Regions from separate parts of the Mus musculus genome. Here region 1 is linked to region 2. A link is a loop called in an ENCODE intact Hi-C map of the cell type or tissue named here. Cell type or tissue: heart. All regions are shown on one strand. Links, peaks and the distances in the headings refer to the core of each region. The heading gives the core; the rest is flanking DNA.

Evidence for each region. A loop is a pair of places that touch in the nucleus more often than their neighbours do. Peaks named below come from ENCODE experiments on the same cell type or tissue, not always from the same donor. Only the 100,000 strongest peaks of a DNase experiment are listed, where the experiment ranks them.
Region 1: it touches region 2 in a loop (2.8-fold over the local background); 5 of 42 quality-filtered maps call a loop at or near these places.

What each region holds. Positions count from the first base shown.
Region 1 is chr10:19,520,862-19,523,781 of GRCm38, forward strand. No RefSeq gene overlaps it. Among named protein-coding and RNA genes, the nearest start is that of Gm33104, 36 kb to the left of the region's middle. In heart, for the core only: no CTCF peak of the experiment used is centred there; no DNase peak of the experiment used is centred there.
Region 2 is chr10:19,593,476-19,596,395 of GRCm38, forward strand. All of the region lies in intron 1 of Ifngr1 (interferon gamma receptor 1), which reads left to right. Among named protein-coding and RNA genes, the nearest start is that of Ifngr1, 3.0 kb to the left of the region's middle. In heart, for the core only: no CTCF peak of the experiment used is centred there; DNase peaks (open chromatin) are centred at 976 and 1,186.

The DNA.
Region 1 (2,920 bases), core at 327-2,826, 72 kb before region 2:
CAGAAATGCACACATATACATAACTAAAAATAAATACATAGCGTCACCTCTATGCTCATAGACCTACTTTGTAAAGTGGAGAAAGAAAACTATTTTATTCTTCACCATTAGAGGAAGCGAGAGTCACAGCTCCTTGTACTGACTGGTATGAAAATGTTCGGTATTAAACCTGTTTTTCTTGAATAGAACCAAGTAGCCCTGCTTGATAAAGGAACGGTCATTCCAAATTATTAGTTATTCTGCAAAGCCAGTTTCCAAGCCTAAGGAATGACAGAGTCAGAAAACAGCCATGCGATAGAAAAGCCAACATTTTTCTCAGTTAGGTAAACAGCCAGACAACAATCAACACCACTGACATCATCAGCTGGAAGTGTGAGAGAGCCGGGATATTAAAAGAAAAGCTTCCATGAATCCAAGAACTGCTATTTTCCACGAATGATTCAGGATGCTACCAGGACCAGCCACCAATTCAAGAACTGGAACAAACAGAACATAAAATCTTTCCAACTTATGTTCAGGGCAGAAGTAGGTGGCTGTTAAACAGTGCTGACACCATGAAGCAGCAATCAAATCCAGGATTTGTTTTTAATCAACTGGAAGGAAAAATAGCAAGAGAGCATGTGGCTGTTGTATGGACATCTGAATTGGAGAAAACCCACCTTTAAGAAGGACATTTATTAAACATTCCAGAAACTTCAAATATGAGCTAGGTACTAAAGGATAGGGGTGAACTGTTGCCACTTATGTGTGATAACAGTAAATGGTTAGAATCCCTTCTCAGAGATGCACTAAACACAAAGTGTGGAAGAGCAGTGTGCATGGAATTTGCTTTTAAATATGCAGGAGAAAAAATAGAAAGAGGAGGAAGGAGGAAGAAGAGGAGGAGGAGGAAGAAGAGGAGGAGGAGGAGGAAATGTAGAGAGTAGGCACCATGCCAATCATCAACACCAGAGTGAAGGCACCAGGTTTATTACACTGAATCTCCGTCTGTGTGTGTCTAAACTAAAAGCATTTTACAAGAACTATAAACTTTTGCGTGAATTTTAAAGGAAACCACAGGACAGCTAACATGGCTCAGTGTGTAGAGGCGCTTGCTGTGAAGTCTGACGATTTAAGTTCAGTCTCTGGAACACATATGGTGGAAGGAGAGAATCAATCAACTCTTGTAGATTTTACACACACACACACACACACACACAGAGACAGAGACAGAGAGACAGAGACCAAGACAGAGTGACACAGACAGAGACAGAGACAGACACAGAAAGAAGAGAGACAGACACAGACACAGAGAAAGACAGAGAGAAGAGAGAGACATGAGCACAGAGAGAGAGAGAGAAAGAGGTAAATGTAGTTAGAAACCAAAACCAAACCAGAAACACTGTCCCAAAGGAAAGTGCCGAGTTAAGAGGACAAAAAAGAAAAAGTCAAAGCCGAGGGCTCCCTGCTTGTTGCCTGTGCCCAGCTTCCTCTGAGTGAGACTTCTAAAGGAGGAAATTATGCCAAGTCAAAGGCATTTAATGCTTAGCCTGGGAAGCCAGTTCTTCCTCAAAGAAACAAAACCACAGTGTGACAGACAGAACACATTGCTCTTGTGTGGTTTGCCAGACATATCTGTAATTTGTGTCTTTTTCTCTCTCAGGATCTCCCAAGACAGCTGAGCCCTGATACAGTACTTCTCTCCTCCTTGCTTCCCTCCAAACTCTCTACACAGCACTTGATATAAAATCTTAAATGTGCCTCTCTCCAGAGGACCTCAGCTCTCCCAGCGCTGACTGACTTTCAACACTCTGTCGGCTCCTAACATTTGCCATTGAGACCTGACTGTGGTGGCTAATCGTCATTGTGGATGTGACTGGATTTGGAATCGCCAGGTGACACATCTGTTAACCAGGCCTGGGAGGATGTCCAACCTGAAGAAAGTGCATGCAACTGCGGGCAACACCATCCTGTGAGCTAGGATGTAAAGATGGCACCAACATTCTTCTCTACTTGCTGACCACAGACACAAGTGGCATGGGAAGATCCTGTTAGTGACTCTCCACACTGATGGACTGTGTTCCCAATAAAGGCTTCCTTCTCTCCACACTGATGGACTGTGTTCCCAATAAAGCCTTCCTTCTCTAAGTGGCTTTTGGGAGCCACTTTGTTACATCTATGAGAAGAGAAACTAACACACGATCATATTCACACACTGTACTACTGCATCCCGCAGACTTGCTGGTTCCCCACAAGGCTTTCAATACCCCAAATCCCCACACTTAACATCTTTATTAAGATTGGGAAGATTTTCTGAAATAATACATTCATTTGCTGGTTTTATGGAGCAGATGATATTATGGTGTGGTGGTTTGAACAGGAATGGCCCCCACAGGCTCATATACTTGAATGCTTAATCATTAGGGTGTGGATTCCAATGGATTAGGAGATGAGGCTTTGTTGGAGCAGATGAGGCCTCCTTGGAGGAACTGTGTCACTGGTGTGGGCTTTGGGATTTCAAACGCTCAAGCCAAGCCCAGTGTCTTTCTCCTGCCTGCTGCCTGCTGATCTGGTTGTAGAACTCTCAGCTCCTCCAGGACCATGTCTACCAATGTGTCACCATGCTTCCTGCAATGCTGATAATATACCAGACTTCTGAAACTGTAAGCAAGTCCCCAGTTAAATGCTTTCTTTCCTTTATAAGAGTTGCCATGGTCACGGCGTCTCTACACAGCAATAGAATACTTGCTAAGACATATGGCAACCCTATCTATCCAGACCTGACTTTCTGTAGTCTCATCCTACCTGTGGTCCAAAAAGAAAATATTAAACAGGAAAATCCAGAGATAATTCATGTCTTAAAGCACATACTATTAAAATTAGGCATGATGAGGGTTCACTCCATCTTGTTCTTGCCAACCCATGTGCCTATGTGTATTGT
Region 2 (2,920 bases), core at 89-2,588:
CTGCATCCATGGTGAGGCACACGGGGCTGCCCAAGTGGTAGGAGCCACTTACTAGGTGGTAGAGTACAAATTCTTAACCATCCCACTGCCAGCAATTACCAGGGGGAGTCGCCTGTCCCTGTTGTCCATTGAAGTACACTGTGATCAGAGATTGAATTTACTTTCAGGCTGCTGGAAATCAAGACTGGGTACCTAACCTCATTCAGGGGACTCTGGGAAGACTTTTTCAGAGAGATGTAGCTTAGAACCAGAGGCTTAGAGAGAATGTGCTTGCAGGGATATGAAGTGGTATGTTCAACTAGTGGGAGAGTTTTAACAGACTGTGTGGCAGGAGAGAAATAGGAAACCACTGGAATTCTTGTTGTGTATTAATATCAAGGAATGGAAATGGGGCTTTAATTGGCTTAACCCAAAACAGAAGGTTATTGGTTCAGAGAATGAGATACCAGCTTGGCTTCGGGAAGTTGGAACACAAGAAAGCTACCACTGATGAGCAGTGGTTGTGCACACCTTTAATACCAGCACTTAGGAGGCAGGGGTGGTGGATCTCTGAGTTCGAGGCCAGCCTGGCCTACAGAGTGAGTCCCAGGACAGCCAGGGCTTCACAGGGAAACCCCATCTCAAACAAACAAACAAAACTGAAGAAGAAAGGAGGAGGAAGGAGGAAGAGGAAGAGGAGGAGAGAAGGAAGAGGAGGAGGAAGAGGAGGCAGCAGCTACCATGTACCATTTTTTATTTCTAGTTGTCCTGGTTATTGACAGATTCCCTATTTGGCAGGAATGGTGTGTGCTGGTAGCCTTTGGGTTTTAAAATCTTGCAACTTCTTCTGTCACAACAAAAACCCCAGAGGAAGGCTCATTTCCCTAGCTTGGTTGGGTGCCAACCAAGTGGGAAGGACATTGTTGAAAGGTGTGGTGTGGAGGAATTCTCAGAAGGAGAAGCACACTGTTCCTGAACAAAGTTCAGGGCCCAAGCCAGGAATCTAATGTGCCCAGCATGGTTGGTGTCGCTGAGTGGTGTGCAAGGTTAGAGAATGCTAGTTAGAAGTGCCAGGCATCATCATATTGAGTAGTTTAAGGGAGAGAGTCCATTAGGGAGCTCAAGTGTCAGGAGATGCCATGAGGAGTGGCTGTGTAATGGAGGAGAGGGGAAAGCTTGCAGGAATATTGAGGAGGTGGGGTCAGTTGGACTCTGACTGGGTGTGGGTGGAGAGAGGAACACAGCTGCCTGGCCCAGGGCAGAGCCTTAAACCTAGTGCCAGGTACTTCCCTCTACTTTAGATCCTCCTCTGTGTGACCTCATAGTTTGCACCCGCTATGGTAACACCTATGCCCTTCTGTGTTGTACCCCAGCACTTTATAATGCATTTCCTTAGATTTTTGTCGTGTTCCCTCTGCTGTTTTTATTTGTTTGTGTATTCTGTCTTGAAGTGGAATCTCATATGTAGCCCAAACTTGCTTCAAGCTGAGCTCCCTGGTGCAGCTCCCTGAGTGCTGGGATTATTATAGCCCCAGGCCAGAACACCAATTCCTTTTGCTTAAAGTGAAGATTAAAGTGTAAACTTCTGATTCACAGTCTCTACAGATTTTGAAAGATGACATTTTGATTCTAAAACAAACAACATCAACAAAACCTCTTAGAGATTGAAAGCACATAAAAGTTTTTAAAAACTGATATCCAAAACTTAGCAACACACGGCAACAGTGTAAATTTTTACAAACTAGATGAGCAATAAATGGCTTTGTCATAATTGTTCGAATAATGAGAATGAGATTTTGGTCAGAACAAAGTAACTGCTTGAGAGCAAGGAGTTAGTCTGTGTGCAATTTTCTTGTGAAAGGGGAATTTTACTTTAGCTGTCCCAGGGATTCATAATCAAAATGCACAGTATCCATTTTTTCCTGTCCAAGTTACAGATGTTTCTTACTGTAATTTATTATTCTGTTTTTGTACTGTATACAGTTGTGATGGAGCCTTAAAATCTAGCATTATTGCATGAGATAGATGTTTGTGAAATTATCAGAAAACAGTTATTTCCACTTGTACTTTATATGTTGAGCTTACATCCCTCATTTTATTAAACAGTTGCGATGCTGTTTAATTAAAATGAACAAAACGTTGCACACTGTCATCTTTACCTCCCTTCCCTAAAGCTTTGTTTTCTCCTTGATAAAATATGTCCCGTAACTATATGTCATTCCCAGGATGTGCTCAATGTGGGTGTCATCTGAGATGTGCTCTGTGGAGCTTGCTATGTATGAATTACTGTCACTTAACGCACATCATTACTTCAACAAATAGTTTTAAATATTAGAATATTTTAGTTATGTATGAAGATGTGCATTGGCTTTTTGAAAAATTATCTAGATCAATATAAGAAATGTAAAATTCATTCAAGAGCAAACACTCATTTTTCTACAAGTCACATGGTTTTTTTTCTTGTTTTGTCTTGTCTTAAACTGGGGCTGGCTTACAGGGTCAGAGGTTTAGCCTATTATCTTCATGGTGGGAAACATAACAATGTGCAGGCAGACATGGTGCTGGAGAAGAAGCTGAGAGTTCTACATCTTGATCCACAGGTAGCAGAAGTGAATGCCACATTAGGCCTAGCTTGAGTATCTGAAACCTCAGAACCTGTCCCCACAGTGACACACTTCCTCCATCAAGGTCACACCTATTCTAACAAGACCACTCCTCCTAATAGTGTCATTCCTTATGGGGCAAGCATGCAAACCCAAGCCTCTATGGAGACCATTCCTATTCTGACCACCACATTTCACTTCCTGAGCCCCATAATGCAGAAATGCATTCAATCCAACTTGAGAGGTCCCCACTAGTCTGTAACAGTCTCAACCCTGTGTAAAAGCTCAAAGACTTCTGATATTGTCGGCAGTCTCTTAACTGTGATCCCCTGTGAATA